Linked DNA regions of Homo sapiens: all the other regions are linked to region 5. The links are chromatin loops, found by intact Hi-C in ENCODE. Cell type or tissue: ascending aorta. All regions are shown on one strand.

What was found. Peaks named below come from ENCODE experiments on the same cell type or tissue, not always from the same donor. Only the 100,000 strongest peaks of a DNase experiment are listed, where the experiment ranks them.
Region 1: it touches region 5 in a loop (7-fold over the local background); 4 of 110 quality-filtered maps call a loop at or near these places.
Region 2: a loop joins it to region 5, with 5 times the contacts of the local background. A loop is called at or near these places in 14 of 110 quality-filtered maps.
Region 3: it touches region 5 in a loop (4-fold over the local background); 10 of 110 quality-filtered maps call a loop at or near these places.
Region 4: it touches region 5 in a loop (2.5-fold over the local background); 4 of 110 quality-filtered maps call a loop at or near these places.
Region 6: it touches region 5 in a loop (2.5-fold over the local background); 3 of 110 quality-filtered maps call a loop at or near these places.

What each region holds. Positions count from the first base shown.
Region 1 is chr11:27,156,496-27,161,495 of GRCh38, forward strand. All of the region lies in intron 2 of BBOX1-AS1 (BBOX1 antisense RNA 1), which reads right to left. Among named protein-coding and RNA genes, the nearest start is that of BBOX1-AS1, 60 kb to the right of the region's middle. In ascending aorta, a CTCF peak has its summit at 2,489 (motif pointing left); a DNase peak (open chromatin) is centred at 2,446; H3K27ac peaks cover 336 bases.
Region 2 is chr11:26,756,801-26,761,800 of GRCh38, forward strand. No RefSeq gene overlaps it. Among named protein-coding and RNA genes, the nearest start is that of SLC5A12, 37 kb to the left of the region's middle. In ascending aorta, no CTCF peak of the experiment used is centred here; no DNase peak of the experiment used is centred here; H3K27ac peaks cover 2,911 bases.
Region 3 is chr11:26,840,140-26,845,139 of GRCh38, forward strand. The region is part of intron 1 of LOC124902649 (a long non-coding RNA gene); the gene reads left to right. Among named protein-coding and RNA genes, the nearest start is that of SLC5A12, 120 kb to the left of the region's middle. In ascending aorta, no CTCF peak of the experiment used is centred here; a DNase peak (open chromatin) is centred at 2,192; H3K27ac peaks cover 5,000 bases.
Region 4 is chr11:27,060,192-27,065,191 of GRCh38, forward strand. The region is part of intron 4 of BBOX1 (gamma-butyrobetaine hydroxylase 1); the gene reads left to right. All of the region lies in intron 3 of BBOX1-AS1 (BBOX1 antisense RNA 1), which reads right to left. Among named protein-coding and RNA genes, the nearest start is that of BBOX1, 22 kb to the left of the region's middle. In ascending aorta, no CTCF peak of the experiment used is centred here; no DNase peak of the experiment used is centred here; H3K4me3 peaks cover 940 bases; H3K27ac peaks cover 1,527 bases.
Region 5 is chr11:26,992,523-26,997,522 of GRCh38, forward strand. FIBIN (fin bud initiation factor homolog) reads left to right here and starts at 1,590. Exons shown (of 1, transcript NM_203371.2): 1 at 1,590-4,565. The coding sequence starts at 2,005. The coding sequence ends at 2,640. It overlaps LOC124902650 (a long non-coding RNA gene), which reads right to left and starts at 1,589. Exons shown (of 2, transcript XR_007062630.1): 1 at 1,461-1,589. In ascending aorta, a CTCF peak has its summit at 2,287 (motif pointing right); DNase peaks (open chromatin) are centred at 1,699 and 2,278; H3K4me3 peaks cover 5,000 bases; H3K27ac peaks cover 5,000 bases.
Region 6 is chr11:26,818,856-26,823,855 of GRCh38, forward strand. No RefSeq gene overlaps it. Among named protein-coding and RNA genes, the nearest start is that of SLC5A12, 99 kb to the left of the region's middle. In ascending aorta, no CTCF peak of the experiment used is centred here; a DNase peak (open chromatin) is centred at 1,966; H3K27ac peaks cover 984 bases.

The DNA.
Region 1 (5,000 bases), 160 kb after region 5:
CTCCTTCACTTATGAAGCTTAGTTTGGCTGGATATGAAATTCTGGGTTGAAAATTCTTTTCTTTAAGAATGTTGAATATTGGGCCCCACTCTCTTCTGGCTTGTAGAGTTTCTGCCAAGAAATCAGCTGTTAGTCTGATGGGCTTCCCTTTGTGGGTAACCTGACCTTTCTCTCTGGCTACCCTTAACATTTTTTCCTTCATTTCAACTTTGGTGAATCTGACAATTATGTGTCTTGGAGTTGCTCTTCTTGAGGAGTATCTTTGTGGCATTCTCTGTATTTCCTGAATTTGAATGTTGGCCTGCCTTGCTAGATTGGGGAAGTTCTCCTGGATAATATCCTGCAGAGTGTTTTCCAACTTGGTTCCATTCTCCCCGTCACTTTCAGGTACACCAATCAGACGTAGATTTGGTCTCTTCACATAGTGCCATATTTCTTGGAGGCTTTGTTCATTTCTTTTTATTCTTTTTTCTCTAAACTTCTCTTCACACTTCATTTCATTCATTTCGTCTTCCATCGCTGATACCCTTTCTTCCAGTTGATCGCATTGGTTACTGAGGCTTGTGCATTCGTCACATAGTTCTTGTGCCATGGTTTTCAGCTCCATCAGGTCCTTTAAGGACTTCTCTGCATTGGTTATTCTAGTTATCCATTCATCTAATTTTTTTTCAAAGTTTTTAACTTCTTTGCCATTGGTTCGAACTTCCTCCTTTAGCTCGGAGTAGTTTGATCTTCTGAAGCCTTCCTCTTTCAACTCATCAAAGTCATTCTCAATCCAGCTTTGTTCCATTGCTGGTGAGGAGATGCGTTCCTTTGGAGGAGGAGAGGCCCTCTGATTTTTAGAGTTTCTGGTTTTTCTGCTCTGTTTTTTCCCCATCTTTGTGGTTTGATCTACCTTTGGTCTTTGATGATGGTGACGTACAGATGGGGTTTTGGTGTGGATGTCCTTTCTGTTTGTTAGTTTTCCTTCTAACAGTCAGGACCCTCAGCTGCAGGTCTGTTGGAGTTTACTGGAGGTCCACTTCAGACCCTGTTTTCCTGGGTATCAGCAGCGGTAGCTGCAGAACAGCGGATATTGGTGAACCGCAAATGCTGCTGCCTGATCATTCCTCTGGAAGTTTTGTCTCAGAGGAGTACCCGGCCGTATGAGGTGTCATTCCACCCCTACTGGGGGGTGCCTCCCAGTTAGGCTACTCGGGGGTCAGGGACCCACTTGAGGAGGCAGTCTGCCCATCTCTCAAGCTGCGTGCTGGGGGAACCACTACTCTCTTCAAAGCTCAGTTGGAAATGCAGAAATCACCCGTCTTCTGCATTGCTCATGCTGGGAGCTGTAGACTGGAGCTGTTCCTATTCGGCCATCTTGGCTCCCAAGCCATGATCACAAGTTCCAACAATAGGCTGTCTGCAAGCTGGAGGAGCAAGAAGAGCCAGTCCGAATCTTAAAACTGAAGAACTTGGAGTCTGATGTTCAAGTATTCCTGGAAGCATCCAGCACGAGAGAAAGATGTAGGTTGGGAAGCTAGGCCCATCTCCATTCTTGCTTTCTTATACACAAAATAAAAGAAAGTAAGCTCTGTGAATTGTTGATTGACTTGTATATCTCAAGTGTGAAGATTTATTTGATGAAAATGTTAAATATTTGTGAGTGTATAGCTTATGAGATGCAGCTATAATACGTTTAAACCAATGGAGTTTTATTGGCAGAGTAAACGTACACTTGCTTCTAATAATACTCACAATAAAAAATAAGGCCTGTCCCAAGTGCCTTAGCTATGGAGTAATCTGTATCAGTCAGAAAAACTTAACTCCACCCCCAGAAAAAGAGGTTAGCTACCTTCAGATTTGTCTCTGTTTATTTACTATGTAGACTCTAAATCCCATACTGGGGAGATTACCTGTGTTGTCAAGGTTTCCTTTCAAGAAACAACAAACTCTTCACAGGTCAGGTAGCACTTAAAGCTCATGAAATGGAGAATAAAGACAAAGTTGGCATTCTGGCATTCAGAAGGGAAAAGTCTTTAAAGAGTAAAAAACATTCCTATAGTTAGTTGTATAAGTGTACGGAACCATGGGGCATTGCATGACCCAATTTTGGGGCAATTCATGAGTAAGAAAGTGGAGAATTGACAAAGCGGTTAGAAAGGAGGCGTGTTCTACAACAAGACAAGATTACAGAGCCTTTTGGATAAATTAGGATTTCAGCTGGTGCCCCCAATTCACGTTTTTTTGTTTGGTTGGGTTTTTTGTTGTTGCTGTTTTTTGTTTTGTTTTGTTTTAGTAGAGATAGGGTTTCACCATGTTAGCCAGGATGGTTTCGATCTCCTGACCTCATGATCTGCCCACCTATGACTTCCCAAAGTGCTGGGATTACAGGCCTGAGCCACTGCTCCCGGCCTTCCAATTCACGTTTGGAAGAGGAAACTTGCAGATCGGAGTGACTCATTCTTCAAGTGTGTTCTTTAGGCAGGGCCTCCATCTAGTGGTTTGCCCTGGAAATTAACCCGCAGCCTTTATTAAATACACACTACTTCTTTTCACAAACTTTATGAAAATAGAAAATTAGAGCTCCCTCATGTAGCATGGCAGAGGAAAATTTCCCTCCTGAACTCATGAATTCTGTCCTTTCATTGCTTGCTAAGAAGTGCAGCATTCTTAACGTCTAGATTTTGTCATGCCCTCTCCATTCATGGAGTTTTCATACCCAGTGTATCTCTTTGCACATAGAAGAAAACTGTGATTTCTAACAACCAAAGAAACAAAACTGTGTGTGTCTATGTGTGTCTGTGTCTCTGTGTGTGTGTAGAGTGTGCTAAGAAAGAGCTCAGCTGTAGAATAGACAATAGCAATTGGTAAAGGTGTGGACATATCATAAGTATTAGTAAGAACAACAGGAGAATGGATGAATGTTAACTGGACAGTGAGATAAAAGCAGATGAACAAACTTGCAAGGGAGGAACAGCATGTCTCACCAGGAAGCAGAATGGGGCCAAAACAAGCTGAATCTCAGCTGGGACATACATAGTCACTGAATCAGTGACGTCAGATTTTCAGAGCTCTCCTGCTCCTATCTGTAACTTTGAACAAGTCCTTCTCCATGTGAGCTTCTGACATTTTATCACTGGATTTGTTTTTTTTTTTTTTTTTGGAAACGAAGTTTCACTCTTATTTCCCAGGCTGGAGTGCAATGGCATGATCTCGCCTCATTGCAACCTTCGCCTCCTCAGTTCAAGTGATTCTCCTGCCTCAGCCTCCTGAATAGCTGGGATTACAGGCACATGCCACCACACCCGGCTAATTTTCTGTACTTTTAGTAGAGACGGGATTTCACCATGTTGGCCAGGCTGGTCTCAAACTCCTGACCTCAGGTGACCACCCCCCTCGGCCTCCCAAAGTGCTGGGATTACAGGCGTGAGCCAGCGCACCTGACCTTATCACTGGATCTTAAAGCTGCTTTAGCCACATACCCCTTGGCAGGTCTGATAAGCAATATGGACCCTCTTCTCTCACTTACATTTAATTTTTTACACAATTTTTATGATTTAAGGACATCCCTGATTCCCAGTTTTACTATTTTGTAGAAAATAGGCCTGTGACAATTCTTAGCACTGGTGCAGTTTTTTCTTTTGTTTAATATTTCCTTATTTTCACTCTTAAACATTTTTCAGTCCCTTCTGTGTGTGCTCTCACATATTTTTCAGTGCCACTGACTCTGTTTTCCCCATCGTTGTTCATTTTTCCTTCTGTTTTCCGTTACTCATTTGTGTCATCTCTCTCCGTTTATGTGTTTTATTAGACATGTCGTCTTTCAGCCACACTAAGAGCAAACAGCCCACTTAAAGAAAATCTTTATGTCCCTCAAGACAGAATCAGAAAACATGACATGGGAAAGTAGATGAGTGATAGTGGGTAAGAAAGAAATTCTAAGAAGTCATGACAGTGAGAAATAAAGGAAGAAATGTACAGAAAGACACCAGATAAAGACCCTTCCAATTTAGGGCAGCACCTTTCAGCTTTTATGAATGTATGCCATATTTTCAAATGCTAGAAATCTTGGGAGCATATGTGAATGTGTGGAGGATTTTTTCCCCCAAAGATGCTCAGAACAATGACTCTCATCCCAGAGACTCTTGTTAAAATGCAACTTTGGCATTCTGCCCATCGAGAGATGGGTCTGTATCCCCTCCCCTTGAATCTGAGCAGTCTGTAACTCACTTGTAACAAATAGATTGCAGTGAAAGTAAATTCTAAAGTGAGGTCAGAAAGGGTGAGGGTCCCATGGAACACCTGCACTGGGGTCTTTGGTTCCCATGTGAGCACTCCAACTGCTCTGAGGCTGCCATGCTGTGAGGAAGCAAGCTAGTTTACATGAGGAGACGACATGGAGAAGCCCTGAGACTATCTGAAGAAGAGATATAAGTGAGAGATCTAGCTGTCCCCAGCTGCTCCATATCTCTACTGTTACAGCTGTAGCCACCAGCTCACTGAAACTTCATTAAAGACTCCAGAACCATCCAGCAGAGCCTTTCCCCAAATCACTAACCCACAGAAACCAAGAGAGATGATAAAACAATTGTTGTATTAAGCCAGTAAGTTCTGGAGTAATTTGTTACACAGCAATAGATAATTGGAATGAAAAGAAAGCATCGAAACAATTCTAAAGAAGTCAGGGATCATTAGAATGTAATCACCACTGCAGAATCATTGTGACTCACACTGCCTATAAAAACATCCTTGATTTCTTCCACAGACTGATTTCTTCCACAGACTCTCCTCAGCAACATTCCCTTCTGGGTATACTCAAGTTCCAGTAAACACTCTCATTCCGTGACTCTGGCTTGATATAACTATTCTATACCCTGCCCTGCAGTGCCTCCCTGACCAGCTCATCTCAATGTGTCATTTCACAGACACCAACATAATACAAAAGTATTTGGATCAAAATCTAGTGGCTCACCTAGTACCCAGATCTTGATGTCTAATACTATTTTTCAATAAAAGGA
Region 2 (5,000 bases), 240 kb before region 5:
CACATTCTTCTCTCTACCTGAAATGTTGTATAATTTGACCAACCTCTCCTCAACCCCACAGCCTCAGCCTCTGATAACCACCATTCTACTCTCTGCTTCCATGAGTTTGACTTTTTTTAGATTCCATATATGAGTGAGATGGTGTGGCATTTGTCTTTTTGTGCCTGGCTTATTTCACTTAACATAATGTCTGCCAGGTTTATTCATGTTGTTGCAGATGATAGGATTTCCTTCTTGTTTAGGGGTGAATAGTATTCCATTGTATATATATGCCACATTATTGAAATCCATTCATCTGTTGATGGACACTCCGGTTGATTCCATGTTATTCTACCTTTGACACCAAGTCTGCGTACCTATTGAGCTCTACTCTTTCTTTAATCTTCTGGCTTGTTTTCTTTCCTGTGTCTTAGTAACTGGCCACTCTACCTTTGCCTCAGGATCCTCTTCTGTGCCTGATACCTCTGAGCAGCTCTGGTCAGATCTACTCAAAACCTCAGGTTCCTCATCCTTCATTCCTGCAGAGGATATTCCCTACTTTGAAGTAAATAAAATTTGTTTTTTCTTGATTGGTAACATGTTCTTTTCAGAAATCAGGAAGAATCTTTGTGTTCAGGACCCTTGAAAAGTATCTGCTGTAAGGGTGATTTTCGAGTAGCAGCCATCAGAGAGCAGGCTCTTAATCTGGTAGCATAAAATACAATAAAGCAACCAGAGTACTGGTCATGACATTTGGTAACTTGGTAACACCAAAGTAGCTGAGGGAAGCTTTTAATGAAGATTGTGGAGGCTTATCTCAAACATTAAAAAATTAAACAAGTCTTACTTTTTAGTTCTTAAGTAACAGGAGGACATCTCTTTGTATGTAGGTACTTTATTTCTCTAGGATAATTTTCAGAAAATAATTTGTCAGTTGACTACTTTGGGGGGCAACTAAGTTATTTTGGAGATTCTGTTAAGTCCTGGGAGAAATTAAAGATTAAAAACTTATTTCTTGATCTCTAGCCATTCATAAATGTAACAGGCAAGTCTATATAATGCAATGTAATGTCAAATATAATATGTTCAAAGTACCAATGAAGTACAGAGGCAGAAGAGCTGAGAGGATCTTATGTTTCTTGAAGAAATATTTCAGCTGGTCCCCAAAGGTTTAATGAAAAAAAAATTCAAAATGAAAATAAAGAAAAATCTTGCTGGTGGGAACACCATGAACAAAGGCTTGGAGGCATGAAAAGTACATGACACAATGGAGGAAAATAAGTACAGAATTATTGCTAGAATTAAAGACAGAGGAGATTGTAATGGGGAGAAAGTCTAAAAATAATTCCCAGACCAGAACATACAGTGCCCTGAATCCCAGGCTAAGAAGATTTCATTTCTTTCTGTATTCCGTGAAAAGCCCTTGAAGGATTTTAAGTGGAAGTATTTTTAGAACTATGCCTTAGAATGAGTTATCTTACTGCTATAGTCAGATGGTAAGATTGAAAGCCAAAAAAACCAATTATTAAAATAACACCAATGGCAGATGTGAAAGACTTGAAATAGTACATTACAGAAAGAAAGAGACTACACTTTGGCCACTTAAACATCTAGAGTTTGAAAAGGTGGGCACTGAGATTCTCTGTGTAGTTGTCAACTCCATTCTTGTCATTGCTCACAAGGAAGATCCAAAGTAAATGTTTCTATTTTAAAAAGAGCTTTATGGAAACACTCATAAGGAAATAGTTGTGTGCTTAAGAACATCAGCCCTGGCCCTCCTAAAGAGGGAAAACCTTGGCAAAGTAAAGGATTGGTGTTTACATTTTCAAAAGCTGTTTTATCCTTTAAATGGTACCTATGATATAGTCAAAGAAGGCTGGTTGTCAATTTTACTGCTTCTGTAATGATAAATGTCACCCATTTTCTCCTTTGCAGGAGAGTGGATTTAGATTTACCAAGTTTATCCCAAGAAGCTAATTTTGAATGAACAATATGAAATATGATCATGGAAAATTTAGGCGTCAGAAATTAAAAACCTAAAACTGAAGAACATAAGGACTTGAGGGACAATTAGAAATTACCTACTCTGGAGTTCTCTATCTTTTTATCAGCCCAGACTCTTCATTTATTTTTTCACTTAATAGAGAGCTTCACACAGGTCATGACCAGGGTGACCATGTTTGGTTACCAACATTGTTCACCATTTATATCCCAGCAAGTCCTATAAAGTTCAATAAATAAATAGACTTATAAAGTATAAGTTAAATGATTAGTAGCCAGTTAGCACTATTCATCACCTTTATAAACCAATATGATCTAAATGCATTGATAAATTTTAAACAAAAGCAGACACTCAATAGTTTGATTACTTTTATGGCTTATGTTTTCCATTAAGCTTTTAGAGATAATTAAAAACAATTTAATAATTCTTGTTATTATCGTATATTCCTAAATCCTTAATGATCCCGGGGACTTTGGGTTAGGAACAGTAGTTCTAATCTTATTCCAAATGAAAATGAGGCACAGAGATGGGAAGTGACTTCCAAGGACATATAAGTATCATCAACATCCTATAATTTAATCTTAAGCAGCTTTTGGGGCAAGGAAAAAAAAAACAATCTTAAGATTTGCTGCAGTGGTTTCTTGTGTCCCTGGTCTGTGAGGCTGATTACATGCTGTTCTGGCTTCTGACTTTTAGGTAGAAGGCCAATGGCTGCACCTTTAGCTCTGCTCTTGTATGTAGTTTTTTTCCCCCTAAAAGTGTTTAATTATACCAAAAAAAGCAGCTGTCTTTGATCACACAACTTGCTTGCTAATTTCTCCAGGTTGCTTTAACATTGCCATCTGGACACATTACTCTTTTCTTTAGATCACTTTTAAATAACCATGACAATAAAAATATTTTTAAAATAATAAAAAAATCAGAAAGACAAAAAAAAAAAAAATCCACACAAAGCCCAGAAACAATGGAAAGAAGCAAGACAGGGTTGATTTTCCTGGAGGGAAAATATAGTCACCTGGTAATTTTGTCTTAGTTCTGGGAAAAGAGCCCTGGTTGTATCACAACCCCACCTGTGCCCTTCCTCTAATTTCTTTCCTACTCCTTTACTGTCTGCCTGCCCTCTCTTTCTTCCTGCTATCTGGGTAGGACCTGAGGCATGTCAGGTACCAGGTTTCTACTGAAGATTTCTTGTCAGTGCAAAGATAGAATACAATCAGATTGTTTAATTCTTCCCCTATGAATTTGGTTCCAGAAATGTTATATATTAGTGACTAGAAAAAGATGAGTAATGACTGGGCATTAGGTCGATGTGCAGACTGCATGTGACCTGAGTAGATACAGGATGTGTTATTGAGATCAGCAATATTTTCAGAGAATCAGGGTTGTGTGCTTGTACACAGGATTAGAAATAGATTCAAAGACCCCTCTCTAGTCCTGTTGTGTATGATCAAATCTCTTTTACAACTTCCCTGTCAAATATTTATCCAGTGTACTTCTCAATACCTTTCATGACAATCACATATATTGGCCTGCTCTGACTTTTGGAAAGAGCTTTCTTATAATAAACAGAAATTGGTCTCCCTACGAACTGCCCAATTTGTTCTATTCCTACTCCTTCTTATCACATAGAATAAGTTAAATTACTTTTTCCCTGACGGCTGTTTCTGATATTTCAGAGATGTGATCACAGCTCCTTTGAATTTTCTTATCTCCAGGAGAAATTCCCCTGGTTCATTAAATTATTGTTCTTAAGACTTAACCTCTACATACATTTCATGTGTTAAAGTTCCTGTTTCTCATTTCACCCACAACTATACACAGTTCTTTTTTGAGAATATTTTGAAAAATAATACAAGTAATATATATTTACGAGTGAAAAATTAGAAAACCACAGATGGCAAAAAATATATATTTTAAATGACATGAATAATTTATATGCAAAAAGGGATGCTTTTGATATTTTGGCATATAACTTTCCAAAATTATTCACATTCATACAGACACTGCTAAATTTTAGCAAGATACTTAAGTGAGGGTAAGCTTAAAAAGTAATTCCATGTATGTCTATTTCTAAGAATGGGCACCAAAAATCACCTTGGAGTAAATTTTCTTTTTCTAGGAAGTATCACTTAACTGAGTCCTTATAATTATGCCAATTTAAGGTTTGCTGTCACCCACTGCTCTAAAGAGAGGCCAGCAAATTTTTACCGTAAAGCCAGGAAGTAAAGGTTTAAGTCTTTGGGGGCCACACGAGGTCTTTGTTGCTGCTGCTCTTCCTCCTCCTCCTCCATTTTCTTCTTGTTGATTTACAAACTTATAAACTTTTAAAAAATGGTAATACCATTCTTAGCTTACAGGCTGTAAAGAAGCAGGGCACTGACCAGAATTTACCAAAGACTAAAGTCTGCTCACCCCTATTCTAGAGGAAGGATTTAATAGTTTCTCAATTACTAACCTAGGCAGCCCCCACGAAACTCCTTGATATATAGAGTTCATCTCTGGGGATGTCTTAGGTAAATTTGCATAGCAATCAATGAGCCCCCTGGGAAGAAAGAAATAGAAACATCAAATACTAGCTTTTTGAGGTGTAATTTTATTAGACTCCCTTTAATGGGTTGAGACGTTCCCAGCTGAGGTGTGACAACTGGAAAGCATGCCGAAGGCTGCAAAGTAGAACTAGCTAAGAGACTAACAGACATCTGGATTATTGGCGTCGACTCTTAAATGGCTGGAGAAGAGAACTGACTTTTACATAGCTCATGACTAACTAAGCTGGTCTACTAAAAAGATTATGCCTTGGAATTAATGACTAAGGGTGTGAATATATTCTTGGAGAGTTGTAATCCTCAAAGGGGCTTTCTGTTTTAGTCATAGATTATGATGTAGTAACAATTACCTCAAACCTCTGTGGCTTAACAGGATAAAGGCTTATGTATCACTCCCAGCCTGATGGATAGCTTTCCTAGGGAGCTCCCCTGTGCAACTCTCCTCCAATTTATCACTCAGGGATTCAGGCTCC
Region 3 (5,000 bases), 150 kb before region 5:
CTCACTTGGCTTGCTCTTGCTCCATGAGTATTTACTGAATTAATGAAGCTGTAAATTCCAGATCACTGGGTAGTCCTTGGAGGACAGACTGAGTGAGAATACTGAGTATCTAAAGGTTAAGTGGGAAATATTAGGGCTAGAGAATATGAAAGAGCACAGCATAGAAGTGGCTGAATATTCAATCCTGTGCTAGAAGTCTTTCATTTGCTCTCCAGGTCCAGGCTCCACATTTCTTCCTCCCTCTTCTGTGCTCTAGGAGCCTAAACCCAAGCAACTATAGCATAGGCTCCCTAGCCCTCTGGCTTCTAGTTATACTCTGCCAATGGGGGACACCAGCCAGAAACCAGAGGCAGGAACATAGTGTAGCAAGGTATTCATTTCGCTGGATGGTTACCTGCCAGTTTTCCACACAGCTCGCTTCAGGCCTCTTCCTCCGTACAGCTTCCCTCTTTCTGGCTCCTGGTAACTCTACTCTGCCCTGGTCTCTTTAGCTCAGTGGCAGTCCCAGCACCCCCACTGTCACTGGCCCTTAGGGAAGACACTAGACTTTGCTATGCTCCCTAAACCTCGCCCACATCTTTCAAAATAGTGCTTTTATTCATTTCTACTCAAAGTGTCCACTTTGAGTAGAGCCACCTGTTTCCTGACTGAACCCTGACTGAGAGTTCCTATAGAGAGCCAGCCTATTCTGGAATAATAATAGCAAAAATAATGGAGAGAAAAACTGATGTTGCTGCATTCTATGTATTTCAAAGTAGTAAACAAAATAAAAATTGTCCCTGGCCTCACAGAGCTTGTGGTCTAATAGTCATCTCTTCAATCATATCCAGAGGTTTGTATTTGTTTTTTTTTTTTCAGATTCGGGGTTTTAATTGTATTTTTAACCGACAACTAGTCATTGTATATATTTATGGGGTACAATGTGATGTTTTGATATATGTGACATTATGAAATGAGCAAATCAGGCTAATTAGCATATTCATCACCTCAAATATGTACCATTTGTGGGGAGAACATTTAAACTTCCAGGCTCAAGGGGACAAACACCATATGATCTGACTTACATGTGGAATAAAAAAAAAAATCAAACTCACAGAAGCAGAGGGTATGCCAGAGGCTTTGAGGCTGGGGTGAACAAGGAAGGAGAGATATTGGTCAACAGGCACAAAGTTTCAGTTAGATAGGAGGAATAAGTTCTGGTGTTCTACTGCACAGCAGTGACTATAATTAATTACAGCAGTGTATTGTCTATTTCAAAATAGCTAAAAGAACCAGTTTTTAAATGCTGTTAGTAAGATCAAATGTGAAAGATCTGTTTAAACTCCAGACAAATCATCTAAGACTTAGGAGGAGAAAAGGAGAGGGTTAATTGTTACCTACAACTTGTGGGATTATATACTGCAAGGGGTAATAGTCAACTCACTACTCAATAGGGAGAAAAATTTTAAAAAGAGACTAAAACCAACATAGAAAATTGTGTGTAGGTTCATAATAAGTCAGGCAGGTATAGTTGAAGATGCGGATAACAACTAAAAGTTATCGAGCTCTAACTAAGTCCCAGGCACTTAGATATTTGATTATACTTGTTCCTCACAAAACACTCTTAATCCTCACAAAATATTACTTATGTTTTAAATATGGGGAAATTGAGGCACAGAGAAATGGAGACCCCTGCTCAAGCAGTCAGGGGGTAGGGAATCTGAGTATAAGCCTGGGACCCATCCTCTTAAACATGACTCTAAATTAAGTAAGGATAAAGGAAAATATTGTATTACCTAATTGGTAGCATCAGGCACTAACACATTCTAAAGTACTTGGTCATCTAATCCGAAAATAGTTTAGGGTGCTTAAAAGGCTTTTAAGCATCAGTCATACACCAAAGATCTTTATTCACTGGAGCCAAGAGGCAGAAAGTAAGTTCCAGTTTTCATTTATTCATCATTTCACTCTGCCCTTGGACTCAAAAGAGCCCATGCCACCTCCTGATGGAAAAGCCCAAGTTACGTTTGGGAATTATAATTTCTCTTTTTCTGATTCTACTTACTGGCAGGGTAAAATATGTAGAAAAAAAGTGTTCCTCCATTTGCCTTCTTAAATACTTTCTCTTGTTTATAAACCTAACAATCATCTATCAGCAATGCTGTTTCTACCCTGCCAGAACAAGGCCTCAGGAAACCATTTCCTCTGGAGCAATTCCAGAAGGGCTCAGTGAGCACTCAATACCTTTTACACTGATGGACTGTATGGGTTTCTTGCTCTCAGCCCCTGTAGGATTTGCACATTTTGTTTTCATGCCCATCACTCATGGACAGAAGTAAAAATATGCTATTTACCTCTTTCCACTTATGTAGACCTCACATTTTGTTTCACCTTAGTGGCAGTGAGGGGGGAGTTTTGTTCACATTTAGCAAGTCTGGGCTGCCTATTGTGCACAACAGCTATTGCCCAATTGCAGTTTATGGAGAGTCTAGAACCTTTTTTTTTTCTTTTTATGCTACCAAGGGATTAATGACAAAAAAATTGGCAAAGAAATTGCAGTCTGCAAGTTATAACCAATATGAGTTGATGAAATCCAGATGTGAAAATCTCCCTCCACCATCCTATGCCTTCCACAATATAGGTGTATGACCTCGGTGAAGGCAGGGCTTGTAATTGCTTTTATTTGGAGACATGTGGGCTCTGCTTCCCCCCAACCCCCACCTTCTTTTCCCACTTTGAAGGAAAGAGTGACTTGAAATGTATTTTTACACTTACTAAAACGGATGTGGAAATAAAACTTTAATTACTGGAAAAACTATTAAGAAGAAGTATATTTTATTCTTCCAGAGCCATGAGTTTTTCAGAGCAAAGTTGTCTTAGACCACTTCAGTTACCACAACCCCAGGAATCAATGGAAACCTCACAGACTGGGCAGAGTCTCTGCCTTACCCTCACAGTGATCACTGAGATTCAAGGATGGAATGTTCTAACACATGGCTCATCTGTCTTGCAATTTAAACCTAATTAGACTAACTTTTTTCCCCCCAATTGCCCTGCTTGTTTCCATGGCAGTGCAACAATCATTCTAAAACTTGGTGGCTTGAAACAATAATAATCGTTTTCTATCTCTCACAATTTTATGGGTCAGGAATCTAAGAGAAGCCAATATGGGCCTTCTGACTTGGGGTCTCTGATGAGGTTGCAGTCAGACAATGGCGAGGGCCAGGATCATACTGAAGACTTCCTCCCTCACATGTTCTGATGTCTGATCTGAGAGGACTGTAGGCTGACTTATCTGGGACTCCTTGGGCATCTGTAACGCTATGGGGTGTCTTCACATGTTCTCCCCCGTATGGGGGCTTCAGGGTAGCTGAATTTTTACATGTTGACTTAAAGTTCTGAAGATAAATGTCCCAGAAAGGTCACAGCCAGGCTAGGAAGACATAGTGTCACTTCTGGCATCCACTATTAGTTGAGACAGTTATGAAGGTCCATCCAGGCTTGAGGGGAGGCGTGGAGAGAGAGGGTAAAAATCCTGCCTCATGATGGAGGTCTATCGATATTATATTGTAAGAAGAATGTTTGAGATGGTTATCTTTGAAAAAATGCCACAGTATGCCACATCCCTTAAGAAACAATATCCCTGAAAAAAAACAACATGCTACTCATTATGTCAGATTTTTAATATCTAACAGACCTAGTTGTCTGACTACAACTTGTTAAATCAGTTAAAAGTAGAATTTTAGATATTCAGTTTTTTTATTGCAGAGCTACTCTAATTGGAAGCCTATACAGAGGCAAGCTCTCAACAATTAATTAGGAATCCATGAACTTGTGTGGCATGTAAGAAGCATGGTTATAATATGGTTATAATAAAAATGGGAAATAAATTAAGATCTTTGGGCATCTACTATGTGTCAGCCACTGTCATACATTAGTTACCTAAATTATAATCATTAGTCAAACAAACATTTATGAAATGTCTCCAATCTATCAATACTAGTTGTGAGGAAGATCAATACGATAGACCTCATTCAATTCTCAGGAAGTGGAACAACAGAAACTCAGATTCTCAATTTTATGTTATTTCTTCTGATAAGCTTTATTTTTATGGATTTTACACAATAATAGGATGCCAACTTTCAAATTATTGGATGGACTCTAAGTCTACCTGAGTATGGAAAAGGGATTGGTCAGAAAAGACTGGGCATTCAGAGATGGTCTTCATCTTTATCCTTAGGTCTATGGAGTGAAACTTGAAGCAGGAACTAGGCTAAAGGGTGGATAAGTAGAAAGAGGAGACACAAGGAGAATAGCATAACTAAAAGTGAAAAGACCAGTGTGTATACAGCCTTTGTTCCAAGAGCAAAGAATAGAAGCTAAGTAATATTTTGAGTGTGATGTCAACATTTCAGTATTTTATTTTCAATGGCATTCTTTTTTTAGCTTGTTTGGTAGGAGCAAGTACCTAAGTCATTATGAGAAAAGACAGATATAACCCTTCCATTAGAAAATAAAATTTAAAAAAATCATGATGGTTGGGGACTAACAAACCATTGACAAGTACTTAGCTTTTAATTTTCTATATTTTTATATTTCTCAGTGATGGCTGTTGCTCTTCATCTATCACTTGTTCAAAGCACACATTTAAGATATTAATTACACCAATAGGATGAACAGGAGGTAGAGAAATAGTAGAGGTTTGTTGTGTTTTCTTATCTACATGTGAACACTGGGACCTCATTTCTATAAGGACAAGAGAATTCTGTGTAAACCAGTTTGAATGGAATGAATATTCATAATAACAATATCAATTACTATTTATTTATTCATTGCATAAGATGCACTTAATTTTATACTATAACCCTATAAAGTAGACGTTATCATTTCCTTTCACAGATAAGGAAACTAAAGTACAGAGAAGTTAAACAGGCTACCCAAAGTACCAGCTAAGAAATGGCAAAGGCATTATTTTGAGCCCGTGCCACTTGACTCATTCCAGGATGGTGCTTCAGTATGGA
Region 4 (5,000 bases), 68 kb after region 5:
CATCCTGTTGGTACTATCCTCACAATAGCAAATGAGTTCTTTGAAGATCTGGTTGTTTTAAGGTGTGTAGCAACACCTCCCTTATCTGTTTCTCCTGCTTTTGCTATGTGATCTGCCTGCTCCCCCTTTCAGCTTCCATCATGATTTTAAGTCTCCTGAAGCCTCCCCAAAAGCCAAGCAGATGTCAGCACCATGCTTCCTATAAAGCCTGTAGAACAGTGATCCAATTAAATCCCTTTTCTTTATGAATTACACAGTCTCAGGTATTTATTTATAGCAATGCAAGAACAGGCTAATATACCAGCCTTGTTGAGTTTTGTAACACCTCTCCTGGAAATTCTTAGCCACATACCAAGAGAGAGATTTTACCTTAACTCCTTTCAAATCTGAAATTCTTAAACATGTGTGGTAACTCTCCGTGGCTTTAAATGAGACTTATGACACTTTACTAGGTATGAAGATGTTACTAATCAACTTGAACCAAATAGGTTCACCATTTCTTCTGGTTATCAATAATAGAGCATGATACTGTCCCCTTTCTCTTTAAGCATAGACCAGCCATGTCAAGAATTTGGTTCCTCCATTTCTTTAGTCTCACCATTCTGATGGCTGACAAGGTTTTGTCCTAGTGCTTTCTCTCTAAACTACCAGTTCATTTTTCCCTGTATCTAGCTGGTTAAATCCAGATGGGTATCCAGGGAAAGATGTTTTTATTGCCTTCCTCCAATGAGTGCATTGCTAAATTCTTCAAGGAGTCTCCAATTACATAATTTAGTACCGATTGTCTGGGTCACATCGCAGTGTCACAAATGTATTTTTTTAAATTTATTTTAGACTTCTTCTGGTACTCAAAATATTTTTCCTTAACTCTGCTCTAATTTTATAATCCTATTGGATTTTACTTTCATTTCCTTCAAGTTCTCCTTTTGATTTTTTCAGGAAATACATGCCAACTTTTTATTATTACAGCTTAAGCTTTTAAGCATTGTAAAAGGATATGGACATCCTCCTCCATTAATATTTCTTGATGAGTGCAGTTTTATAGCTTACATTTTTCAGTACTATCGGGCAGTAGCAAAATGGAAATGATACTACACTCAATTAAGTAGTGGAAAAAACTGGTCACAATGACAGGCTGCAATCATGAATAATATAAGAACTGGCTGCTATTTAGACACTGGAAAATATTTTAATAGTTTAAAACAAGATCAGATTTTTAAAATACATTCTCAAGCTGTGCAGTTGGTGGGTAAAAAAAAGAAATTAATGAGCCATTTTTGGAATATTGGTTCTATGGCTTTTTGCCTGTAGAATTTGATACCTTATTTCATTGCCATTGCAGATTTTCAAACATTTATATTCCAGAGCATGCAAACAAACTCAGTTACATTTGTGAAAGGATTTTGTTTTTTAGTCCCAGTAGTAATGTTTTCTCTTCTGCAAGCATAACCCTTGGAGTGAGGGTTACAGAGCTTTTAAAATCTGGAATCAAGATGCAGACAATTTTTCCTTGATCTTCCCCCTGGCACTCGCTGTTGAACTCAAAAATGACAAGACAAATGATCATCATCCAAAAAACTTTTATCATGGGACACAGTCATAGCTGAAAGGAAGACACGGATAATTATCACTCCCTCATAAATTTCTATTCAGTTGCACATATATTGGGTATCTATTTTGTGCCAGGACCTCTGTAAGGAAATATCAAGATTTTTTTAAAAGACATAGATTCTCTCCTTGAGGACTTATCAAGTCTGAAAGGGAACAATAGCCATGAGAAAATAAGTATAAGACATTACTTGAAGTACATTAAAACCACACATAGAAAGTTAATGATGACACAGAAGAAGGAACTTGAAGGGATGAAGGAATGATCCTCAGAAATGAGGTAATACTTGAGTTGCACTTTGGAGAATCAATCAGTTTGTCAGGCAAAGATAGATAGAAAGTAAGGAAATTCTCAACAAAGAAAAAGGCAGGCAGAAAATCATCAAAGGGTAAAATAGTAGGATAGGTTTGGAAAACTGCAATTAGTTTAATATTGGTGAAGTTAAAATTGTTAGGCAACAGAGAAGAAGGAAGGGGCCAAACCATGAAGTGGCTTATATGCCCTGCTTGGTCCTAAACCTGCAGGCGATTAAGAGTTTTCCCAACAAGGGCTCAGATATGCCATCCCCTTAGCTTCTCCATACTGATGCTCTTCTTTTAAAGCCAGAGAAATGAGTTTAAGATCTTTATAAGTTTAAGAAGATGATTGCTTTCATTTTTTCATCTGTATTTTACATTTTCCGAGTTGTGTCTTTCTGATTTTAATCAAATGAACATAACTTCTCAAATGCCTACAAGTTTGTACATGTCTCCTAGGCTTTCTTTTTCTTTTTTTTTTGAGACGGAGTCTTCCTCTGTCACCAGGCTAGAGTGCAGTGGAGCGATCTCGGCTCACTGCAACCTCTGCCCCCGGGTTCAAGTGATTCTCCTGCCTCAGCCTCCCGAGTAGCTACAGGTGCTACAAGGACTACCGGCATCACACCCAGCTAATTTTTGTATTTTTAGTAGAGATGGGGTTTCACCATGTTGGCCAGGATGGTCTTGATCTCTTGACCTCATGATCCGCCCACCTTGGCCTCCCAAAGTGCTGGGATTGCAGGCGTGAGCCACCGCGCCTGGCGGGCTTTCTTTTTTTCTTCTTGCATTCTCCCTTCCTCCACAGTGCACCTGCTTGGCTCTTGGCTTATATTTACCCCACAAAAGAGAGTGAAGTAATCACATCTGTGTTGTAGAAGGGCCTTGATCGTGGCTCTGAGTTTGGATGGACCAGCATAGGGAGTGACTGGGGTCAGGGTAACCGTAGCATGACCTAGAAATAGTCCTGTAAAAGACAAAGAAATTTTGAGAGGCAGGGAGGATGGAGGAGGGTGTAGAATCTGTATTCAAAAGGAACATATATGACCTGTAGGACAGCAAGTTGCCGGCCATATTCTCTAGTCTCTCTCAACTGAAATCCTAACACTTGAAGCTCAGCAGTACATGTTTCCAAACATATGGGTGAAAATGGAAGACTTTAAATCATATTAGAGACAAGGTTTTTATGTACTAATTATAATTTAGCTCTCGTGAAATTTTGGCATAATTATATGCTCATTTTTGTCACTAACTTTGAGATGCAACATTCCCAACATATAACTGGCAGGACCAAAATGGAAAAAAAAATCACTATATAGTATGATATACATATGAAGCTAAATATTTGTTCTTTTTATTAATCCTCAATATCAGAATGATAGATGCTTGATTATCTCTCTGAATTGGTACTGAAGTATTTTTGTATTAATCTCTAACTTTAATAATATTTTTTATAGAATATTGAGATTTAAAAAGCTATAACTTGAAGAAAATATTTTATTTCCATGGAGACAGGCTGCTCAGTTTTCTCAGCAATCCAGGGATGGAGTACATTGCACAGTCAAAAAAAAAAAAAAAGAATATTTCCCCACAATTCTTTATGCCTCTCTCATGGCAGTCTTTACCATCTACTAAATCAGATTATAGCCCTTCAGTCTATAGCTATAACGCACTCCTTTGTTTCAAAAGTAGCATTCCATAAGAGGAAGTGAAAACTCACAAATAACTGTTAGGACCCTCTAAAATCTATTCGTCTTGTACATGGCAAGAAAAAGTAGAGAGTTCTTCCTTTCTTGCAGAGAACCATATATTTACTTGAAGATGGAGACTTTATGACAGTGCAAAAACCAGATTTGGTTTGGTGCAGAGGCCATTTTTACAAAGCATTGTCATAAAGCAAAAATCTTGTGTGTTTTTCTTAATTCAATTAATGTACAAAAGAAATATGCCTCGCCCATGTGATATTTTGCCCCCATCTCTAAGCCTTGCTACATCCATTCTTGAATTCTCAGAGGTGGGAGCCTGCAATGCAAATCAGGGATGGGGTAAGTGTATTGTTTCACTATTGTTTGGTAATTATAAAAAGAACTAGCAAGACTTGGTGGGTTGTTGTTTTTTTTCAAGCTGCGTTAGGATGTCCCAACAGTATCAGGGCTGCCAGGTCAGAATGGCTTCCAAACAGCCCTGTCAAAACAGCTGCCTTAGAGCAATTAAGCCACCACATCATCTTCCGAAATGCATTCCATTCCCAAGAGAGACTAATAAAGATTCCTTCCCTAAAGTCACCCAAACTCATAACTCAGATACACAGGTGGGAGAATAGCTCACTGGATTTATATGTTTAAGAAGCATGTCTTTGTTCTGTTTTGCCTGTCATATGCAAAATGGACCTACTGACTTGCAGAGAAATATCTCTAGGTTTTCTGTGAAATGAATATAGCTATCTCAAATGCATGTGACTTTATTATAACTGTCTGAGGGGTTCTTCCTGCCTGCTGCTCAAAGAAAGACCATGGTTTTACAGTAAAAAAGGAGTTTAATAGACATGAGGCCAGCCATGCCATGGGGGAGATGGAGTTAGTCCTCAAATCAATCTATCCAACGCTCATAGGTTAGGAGTTTTTCAAAGGCATTCTGGGAAAGGAGTGGCAGCGACTAGGCTTGCTGCTGATTTGTTTGGGCAGAGATGAAATCATAGGGGGTCAAAGCCATCCTCCTGTGGGCTAAATCATTTCTGAGTGGGGCCACAGGGGCAGGATTGGTGGGTCTAGGTAGACCCATGGGGTCCAGTGGAGCCATAGGTGTCAGACATGAAAAAAAAAAACAACAAAAAAAACATCTCAAAGGCCCATATACAATAGTGGTGTTACCTGCAGGAATGGCTGACAATCTGTTTCTATGCCTTAGCAGAATCAGGCTCCTCTCTTTCCCCTAACCTGATGGTCTTTCATTAGTTTTGCAAAGGCCATTGAGTTCTTGGGGAAGGCCTATTCCCATTTAAAACTATAAATTAAATATCTCTCAAAGACAGCTTAGCCTAAGCCCAGGAATGATTAAGGGAAAGGCAAGATGGAGGAGGTGGGTTAGATCAGATCTCT
Region 5 (5,000 bases):
CCCAGAACAGTGTGGCACTGTGAGTCTGAATGAAGCCAGTCCCTTATTACTTGGGGAGGGAGATAGGTATGGAACACTGGCAAGTCAACATGAATGTTTCAGTTACATTTCAAGGAAGAAGGAGAAAATACCCATAGAAACAGGAGTGCTGCCTGCTTCTGCTTTCCCATGCTTCCTCTGTTTCTTTTCTTCCACAGCCCTATTGATGTCCAACTTACATCTTATTTATTTACATATTTTTCTTTTTTTGAGAAAAGGTCTTACTCTGTCACCCAGGCTGGACTGCAGTGGTGCGATCTAGGCTCACAGCAACCTCCCTCTCCTGGATTCAAGCAATACTCCTGTCTTAGCCCCCTGAGTAACTGGGATTACAGGCATGCACCACCATGTCCAGCTATTTTTTTTTTTTTTTTTTGTATTTTCAGTAGAGATGGAGTTTCACCATGTTGGTCAGGCTGGTCTCGAACTTCTGACCTCAAGTGATCCACCCACCTCTGCCTCCCAAAGTGCTGGAATTACAGACGTGAGCCACCACGCCTGACCTATTTTCAAAAATTTAAGTTTTCTATTTCCCAAAATATAAGTGCCAGGAAGGCAAGGATTTGTCTTTATTTTTGTTCACAGCTGTATTCCCACTACCTCAAATAGATTTTGGCATGCAGTAAATGCTCAAGAAATATTCATTAAACAAATGAATGGCCTTTAGGATGGCCATTTGCCAATAAGTTCATAAATTAGAAATTAAAATGGCCAGGTTAAAAAAAAAAAAAAAAACATTGTTTTTCTCCCCCCAAGTTAAATTAAAAGACCTTGTGACAATTAGTTCTGGCTCAACTAAAGTCTAACTGTGTGACTATAATCAATTTGCTTAACATTCTGCTCCTTCATTTCTCCATCTGGAAAATGGGCATAATAGTACCAGAAACATTCTTCAAAAGCTTTCAAGACTCTCAAAAGAGGCAACAACTATAAAAGCATTAGGTTCAAGATTCAATGCAGATGCTTAGCATTGTTTCATAAAATTAAATAAGGATCTCATTGTCCTTTAACTCACTAAGCTGGCAAAATTTCATTTTTCTGCTTCTGTTCTTATACATACTAAAGACTATACATTAAGCAACTTTCTGTATTTTCATTTCATCCAAAGTATTGTTGATATAAATTTTAATTAACCAATCATTTTCAAACAAAACTGTAATTTCTGACACTTTAAATTTGCCTTCAAAGTCACAAAGTTTTAAAGATAAAAATAGATATACTCAGAAAATCCAACCTGATATTTATTGAGACACGTGAAATGGCATTTTTCCAGGGTAATCATTCCTTCCCCCTCCCAATATGTCAATAACAAACCAGGGTTTTTGTGGTGGAAATTCCATTTATTCTCTTCTCATTTTCTCTTTCGAGCTAAATTCTATTGTAGAGTCTTCCCTTCCAACCTTTAAAAAGCGACCCTGTACCTTTAATAGTGGAGACCTGGTGAGAGGTTCTTTTCCAAACTTGTTCCCTGGCTTCCAAGTGACGAAACCAGCTGTAATTTGAGAGCAGAGAGATCCTCAGGATATCTTTAGCCAAAGGAAAAGCTCCGCATTCCCACCCAGTCCAGAAATTGAAATACTATCAGGGGGCAAGAGCCTTTCTCTCCAGCTACACACTCCATCTCCCGGGAGCAAGGGGAAACTCCGAGAGGAGGGCAACAGAGCCAGCATCTTGCCAGGGCCCCGGAGGAGGGGTTCCCCGCTACGCCTGTGCCGGAGGAGTTCCAGTCACCGAGCGAGGGGCGCAAGGGTGGGTGCATCCTGCGCTGCGGCGGGCGCGCTACCCAGACGCTGGTGTGCAGAGCCACATGAAGCCTGCTGGGGACTGGGGGCCAGGGAGCAGCAAGCCAGCTGGGACTGAGGCGGACGCTGTCTCAGGGAGACGCTGACTCGCAAAGACACTCCCTTCCTTGTGCCTGGGTAAAAAGTCTCCTCCTGGGGTCCCTGGCCATCCTGAATATCCAGAATGGTGTTTCTGAAGTTCTTCTGCATGAGTTTCTTCTGCCACCTGTGTCAAGGCTACTTCGATGGCCCCCTCTACCCAGAGATGTCCAATGGGACTCTGCACCACTACTTCGTGCCCGATGGGGACTATGAGGAGAACGATGACCCCGAGAAGTGCCAGCTGCTCTTCAGGGTGAGTGACCACAGGCGCTGCTCCCAGGGGGAGGGGAGCCAGGTTGGCAGCCTGCTGAGCCTCACCCTGCGGGAGGAGTTCACCGTGCTGGGCCGCCAGGTGGAGGATGCTGGGCGCGTGCTGGAGGGCATCAGCAAAAGCATCTCCTACGACCTAGACGGGGAAGAGAGCTATGGCAAGTACCTGCGGCGGGAGTCCCACCAGATCGGGGATGCCTACTCCAACTCGGACAAATCCCTCACTGAGCTGGAGAGCAAGTTCAAGCAGGGCCAGGAACAGGACAGCCGGCAGGAGAGCAGGCTCAACGAGGACTTTCTGGGAATGCTGGTCCACACCAGGTCCCTGCTGAAGGAGACACTGGACATCTCTGTGGGGCTCAGGGACAAATACGAGCTGCTGGCCCTCACCATTAGGAGCCATGGGACCCGACTAGGTCGGCTGAAAAATGATTATCTTAAAGTATAGGTGGAAGGATACAAATGCTAGAAAGAGGGAATCAAATCAGCCCCGTTTTGGAGGGTGGGGGACAGAAGATGGGGCTACATTTCCCCCATACCTACTATTTTTTTATATCCCGATTTGCACTTTGAGAATACATCTAAGGTCATCTTTCAAAAGAGAAAAATTGGACACTTGAGTGACTTTGTTTTTAGTTTTGTTTTTGTACATTATTTATGTGATTGTTATGGAATTGTCACCTGGAAAGAACAATTTTAAGCAATGTCATTTCTAGATGGGTTTCTAATTCTGCAGAGACACCCGTTTCAGCCACATCTAAAAGAGCACAGTTTATGTGGTGCGGAATTAAACTTCCCCATCCTGCAGATTATGTGGAAATACCCAAAGATAATAGTGCATAGCTCCTTTCAGCCTCTAGCCTTCACTCCTGGGCTCCAAAAGCTATCCCAGTTGCCTGTTTTTCAAATGAGGTTCAAGGTGCTGCTTTGCATGCCTGCCAACCCATGGAAGTTGTTTCTTACTTCTTTTCTCTCTTATTTATTAACCATGGTCTGAGAGTTGTTTTTGTTCTATGTAACAGTATTGCCACAAAACTATAGGCAAATCGTGTTTGCAGGGAGATTTCTGATGCCTCTGTGGGTGTGTGTAAGTTAAAGTGGCCACATTTAAGAAGGCCAAGCTTTGTAGTGGTTGCACAGTCACACTGATATGCTGATTTGCTCTTTCTCATTGTATGTCTATGCTTTGTCATCAGTGCTATAGTAAATTACAAAGAAATAGGTAGATTGTATGAACATACCCACAAATGCCTATGATTTAGGTTACCAATGTATTCTTTCTCATTTGGGGTTTTGCTTCTGTCTGTCTGTTTATTGGAAACTTGTACTTCAAGTAGGGGGAATCCTAATTCTAATAACTCCTTAGCTAAGTTTTATTATTCAGGCAATAAACATGTTTTCATGTAATACTGGCTTACTTTGTAATTTACATCTGTAACTTTCATATTTCTAAAAGGGGCCAATGCAAAAGGAGAGAGAAGGACTGGATTTAAGCCAGTTTACTTAGAGTATATGATAAAGAAGGCAGAGGAATAGCTACATATTTGGCAATTCTCCTCTCTGTAGTCACCCTGACATCCTCACAAGAAAACAAATCTAGCCATTGCCCAAACTTTAAATTTGATCTCTATAGGTCTGCTTAAAGACTCAAATTTTCTCCAGTTTCTCTCATAAATTCAATTGCAAAAGTTTCTGACAAGGCTCATACCCTGTACCCTTATGCAGAGCAAGCATTCCATCCTAAGTTATAAACTACAGTGATGTTTAATTTTGAAGCCAGGTCTACATTATTTAATTAATGGCTTCAAAAGGTGGAGATGCACTTTATTTAATGTCTTTCCCTAGCTAATTCTTACTCTCACCTTAAATATGCTTTCTTGTTGCATATATGCACAGATACACACACACACACACACGAAAATAAATAAATGTTCATATTCTTCTGTTCAACAGACATTTATTTTCTCCTCTCCCTTGAATAAGAAAATAAGTTTTCCATTCCTATGAACTGTCTAATATCTTTCTATTACAGAAGGGGAAACTGAGGCTGGGAAAGGCTAAATGACTTATCCTCCATCAGTTATAACAGCCCCTGGTCTTCTTAAATTTAAACACGGGACTTCCCGAACTAATTTTTTTAAGGATACTGAAAAATGAGAGAGAGTGGTCGAATGCCTGAAATTTTGCTTAACTTACTGTACTTAAAATCAATTATAACTTCTTTTTGTTACTCAGGGCCCCACTTTTTGTTGCTTTCTAGACTTGTGTGTAGAAAGAAGATTAATGATCACTTAAAGTAGTTTCCTTCTTTATTCTGAAAAAATGAGGAAAAAATAACAACAGTGGCAAATAAAATCATATTTGGTACTAAAATGTTTGTAGTTTGAAGTCACAATCATTCATGCCTCAAAACATTTATATCACTCACTTCATAGTGATCATTTGGTAATTCATAGACTTACAAATGTCATCTCCTTGATTTTCCCAGCTGTAATGGGAGGATATTGGGCATGTGATAGTGATGGAAAACTGTTTTCCCTGTGCATGCTAATTTCAATCTATTGGTAATGCTTCCATACCATATTATGTTATCAAGGATTCAAAAGACACAGAAGTGAAGAGTGTCATCCCTAATTAGAGATATCTTCCATGGGTGCAGGAAGGGGAATGGTAACACATCTGCTACAAATTTGAAAACCCTGAAATAGATTATGTATGAGGTTCTTTCCAGTGCTAACATTCTATGATTCCTACAAAACCAGAACGAAATTATCTGGCATCCAGTCACTCCACTCAAGCCTAGATGTA
Region 6 (5,000 bases), 170 kb before region 5:
CTGTGATGTGAACCATCTGTGGGTCTTTCAGCCATGGATACCAGCACCTGCTCTGGTGGAGGTGGCAGGTGGGTAAGATGGACTCTGTAAGAGTCCTTGGCTTTGGTTGCTTAATGCACTATTTTTGTGCTGGTTGATCTCCTGTCCAGAGGTGGCGCTTTCAAGAGAGCATCAGCTGTAGTAGTATGGGGAGGAAGAGGTGGTGGCCAGGGCCCTAGAACTCCCAAGAGTATATGCCATTTGTTTTCAGTTACCAGAGTGGGTAGGGGAGGACCATTAGGTGGGGGCAAGGCTAGGTGTGTCTGAGCTCAGACTCTCCTTGGGCAGGTCTTGCTGCAGCTTCTGCTGGGGATGACGGTGAAGTTCTCAGACTAATGGAGTTATGTTCCTAGTAGGATTATGGCTGCCTCTATTGCATCATGCAGGTTGTCAGGGAAGTGGGAGAAAGCCAGCAGTGACAGGCCTCATCCAATATCCACACAACCCAAAGGGCCGGTCTCATTCCCACCACGTCCCCCACCAACAGCACCAAGTCTACTTCCAGGTAGTGGGTGAGCAGGACCGAGAACTTGCCCCAGGCTACCCACCTCCCAGCTGCAAAAGAAATTAGGGCTTTCCTTCTTTCCCCACCTGTGGAGTCTGCGCAATGGATTCACTCCCTCCCTTGAGTTCTGGCCAGGAGACTTCTCGATTGGTTGAAATTGTTAACAAAGTTCAGCTGGAGGTTTGCTTCTCTCTGTGGCCTTTACCCAGTGCCTCTGACCATCCTCCCCAAGGATCCCTGTGAGGCAGGGCAGAAATGGCTTGCTAGAGGACCCAGTGAGACCATAAGGCTTTTCCTGCTGCTTCCTCTACCCCTGTATTTAGCTTGTCTCTCTAAATTGACTCAGCTCCAGGTAAGGTCAGAATCTTTTCTCATAATCTAGACCTTCAGGTTCCCTAGTGGGGGTGTGTGTTCCAGGTGTTTCCCAAGCCCCGCGGGAGCAATCTGCTTTCTTCAGAGGGTCTGTGGGTTCTCTTGGCTTTCCTAATATATTCCTGCAGTCATTCTGGAACAAAAGATCATGATGCACGCCTCCACATACTGCTCTGTCCGTCTGAGTGGGAGCTGCAATCTACTCCTGCTTTCTGTCCACCATGATTCTCCCACAATCTCTCTTGGTCAGGACACTGTCTCCAACTGTGGCCCTGGCTTGGCCTCCTCCAAGGTGCTGGTTGACAAGATAATGCAATTTTTGACCTAAAATATCATGTCTTCTGCCAGCATTCATGAAACTATGAGAGGCTAACTTATTAGCTTGCAAGTAGGGTGAAATCTCAGACCCTTTACAGTTCTTGATAAGTAATTTCTAGTTAGACTTCCAAACAACCGTGTGATACCCTATTTCTTGATATTCATGGACAAATAGATTTTTACTCAAAAGAATTTTGAAAAAGAAAGAAATTAAGGATGAAATAATGTGTCTGGGTCAAATTACTATACTTCACAATAGACATCTATGAAGTGATTTTGAAAAGTTTGTGAAAAATTGAATTAAAATATAAAAATAAAAATATAAATTTTATTTCTTACCATAAGCTCTACCAAATTCAGGACACTTTTGTAAGCAATGATACTGGCCATTTAGTCCATTCCTGAAAACTGAAGGTTGTGGAAATTTAACCACCTCAATGCAGTTATTTTAAATTACAATTATTATTATTATTATTATTATTATTATTATTTTGAGATGGAGTCTTGCTCTGTCACCCAGGCTGGAGTGCAGTGGTGCGATCTTGGCTCACTGCAAACTCTGCCTCCCGGGTTCAAGCGATTCCCCTGCCTCAGCCTCCTGAGTAGCTGGGATTACAGGCGTGTGCCATCATGCCCAGCTAATTTTTGTATTTTTAGTAGAGATGGAGTTTCACCGTGTTGGTCAGGCTGGTCTCAAACTCCTAACCTCAAATGATCCACTCACCTCAGCCTGCCAAAGTGCTGAGATTACAGGGGTGAGCCACCACACCCAGCTGTCATTTTTAATTAGTAACTGAAGAAAAATAAATGCCTTTTACAGATTTTTTTTTAAGATTAGGAAATGAAGTCAGAAGCCAAATCATGACTGTAAGGTAGTTGCCTAACAATTGCTTAATAATTTTGAAATACTTCCAAAACTGCCCTTGTTTGATAAAAGGAATGAGCAGGGGCATGGTTGTGGTGGAGAATAACTCTGGTGAAACTTTCCTTGGTATTTTTCTGCTAAAGTTTTGTCTAACTTTTTCAAAACACTCTCATAATAAGCAGATGTTATCATTCTTTAGCCCTCCAGTAAGTCAACAAGCAAAACGACTTGCGAATCCTAAAAACGCTGTTGTCATTACCTTTACTCTTTATTAGTCTGATTTGCTTTAGCTGGACCATGCCCACCTCTTAGGAACCATTGGTTTGATTATGCTTTGTCTTCATGATCATTCAAGTAAAGTCATGTTTTATCTCATGACAATTCTTTGAAGAAATGCTTCGGGATCTTGATTCTACTTGTTTAAAATTTCCATTGAAAGCTCCACTCTTGTCTGCAGCTGAGCTGGTTTTGGCACCCATTGAGGGAAAAGTTTTATAATTTAATTTTTTAGTCAGAATTGTATAAGCTGAACCAGTTGAGATGTCAGTGATGTTGGCTATTATTTCTACTGTTAATTGTTGGTCGTCTTTATTCAGGGCATGGACTAGATGAGTTTTTTTCCTCACAAATTAATGTGGATGGTCTGCCACTACAGGCTTCATCTTCAAAATCATCTTGTCCATCTTTTATGTTTTGACCCGAACATAAAAGTCAAAACCATAAAATTTTAAGGAAAATATCTTCACACCTTGGAGGCCGGCAAATATTTCTTATTTAGAGCACAAAAAGCGATGTGTAAAAATTTGTTTTTTTTTTTTTAGACAGAGTCTTGCTCTGTTACCAGGCTGGAGTGCAATGGTGCAATCTCAGCTCACTGCAACCTCTGCCTCCTGGGTTCAACTGATTCTCCTGCCTCAGCCTCCCAGGTAGCTGGGACTACAGGCGCCCACGACCACGCTTGGCTAATTTTTGTATTTTTTTTTATAGAGATGGGGTTTCACCATGTTGGCCAGGATGGTCTTGATCTCTTGACCTCAGATCATGAGGTCAAGATCTGCCTTGGCCTTCCAAAGTGCTGGGATTACAGGTCTGAGTCACCGTGCCTGGCCCAGTGTAAAATTTTTAAAATTATAAATATTACTTAATATTTATTGAAAGATAATAAACTAGACTTACATATTTATAGCCTGTCTCACTGAAGATCCTACTAAAATTTATATATATAAACTTTAATTTTTTTCATTCTAGGTAATGAAGGGGACATGAAATGTCATCAGTAAATAAGCAAACTCAGTTAAATTCTGTTGGACAAAAGCAGTGGTTACTGTGGGAACAGAACAGAGGTTAGAATACTAGCACAAAAAGAATATAGGGAAGAAATAAACAAATTTGTCACAAAGAACCATAGAGAGCCAGGGAATTCAGCAAAAACATTGGTATAGAAATGGAGGACAGGAATGAAATGTGGGGCTGAAAACAGAAGGAATAATTTATTACAAAGTGTGATAGATGTCATGGCTCTCACTCATATTTTTTGTTTTATTTCTTCTCAGTACAAGGTAAGATTATACTGCCCTGTCCCCCTGAAGTCAGAGATGCCAAGTGACTTGATTTGTTTAATTAAATGTTAGTGAAAGTAATATGTGGCACTTCCTTTAACATCCATGACAATTTACTCAACTTTCACTTCTGTGGCACTCTACTCTCTTGGTTTTATTCTCACTGTCAAGCTACAAAAACTTACTCTCTTTAGCAGCCATCCCTTTCCTGCTCATACCCTAAATCCTGTATTCTTTGTAGTTCTGCCCTAAGCTTCTTATTTTATCACTGCAGATTCTCCACAGATAATCTCATTTATTCTAAGTCTTAATTACTATCCGCACTTCTGACTCTCAAATATACTGTATTAGTTCATTCTCACACTGCTATAAAGACATACCTGAGGCTGGATAACTTATGAAGAAAAGAGGTTTAATTGACTCACAGTTCTGCCAGCTATACAGAAGACATGGCTGGGGAGGCCTGAGGAAACTTACAATCATGGTGGAAGGCAAAGGGGAAGCAGGCACAATCTTCACATGCAGAGCAGGAGAGAGAGAGCAAAGAGGGAAGTGCCACACACTTTTAAACCATCAGATCTTATGAGAATTTACTCACTATCTTGAGAATAGTATGGGGAAAATCCACCCCCATGATTCAATCACCTCCCACCAAGTACCCTGTCAACACTGGGAATTATAATTCAACATGAGTTCTGGGTGGAGATACAGAGCCAAAATATATTATTCCACACCTAGCCTCCCTGAAATCTCATTTCCTTCTCACATTTCAACACAGAATCATGCTTACAAAACAGCCCCCAAGAGTCTTAACTCATTCTAGCATTAACTCAAAAGTCCAAGTCCAATGTCTCATCTGAGACAAAGCAAGTCCCTCTGCCTATTAACCTGTAAAAATAAAAGTCAAGTTAATTATTTCCAAGATACAGTGAGGGCACAGACATTGGGTAAATGTTCCCATCCCAAAATGGAGAATCAGCCAAAACTAAGGGACTACAGGCCCCATGCAAGTCTGAAACCTAGCAGAGCAGTCATTAAATGTTAAAGCTCCAAAATAATCTCTTTGACTCCATGTCTCACATGGAGGACACGCTGATACAAGGGGTGGCTCCCAAGGCCTTGGGCATCTCCCCGCCGTGGCTCTGCTGGATACAGCCCCTGCAGCTGCTTTCACAGGCTGGCTTTGAGTGCCTGCAGTTTTTCCAAGTGCATGGTGCAAGCTGTTGGTGGCTCTACCATTCTGGGGTCTGGAGAACAGTGGCCCTCTTCTCACAGCTCCACTAAGCAGTGCCCCAGTGGGGACTCTGTGTGGGCACTCCAACCCCACAATTCCTCTCTGCAC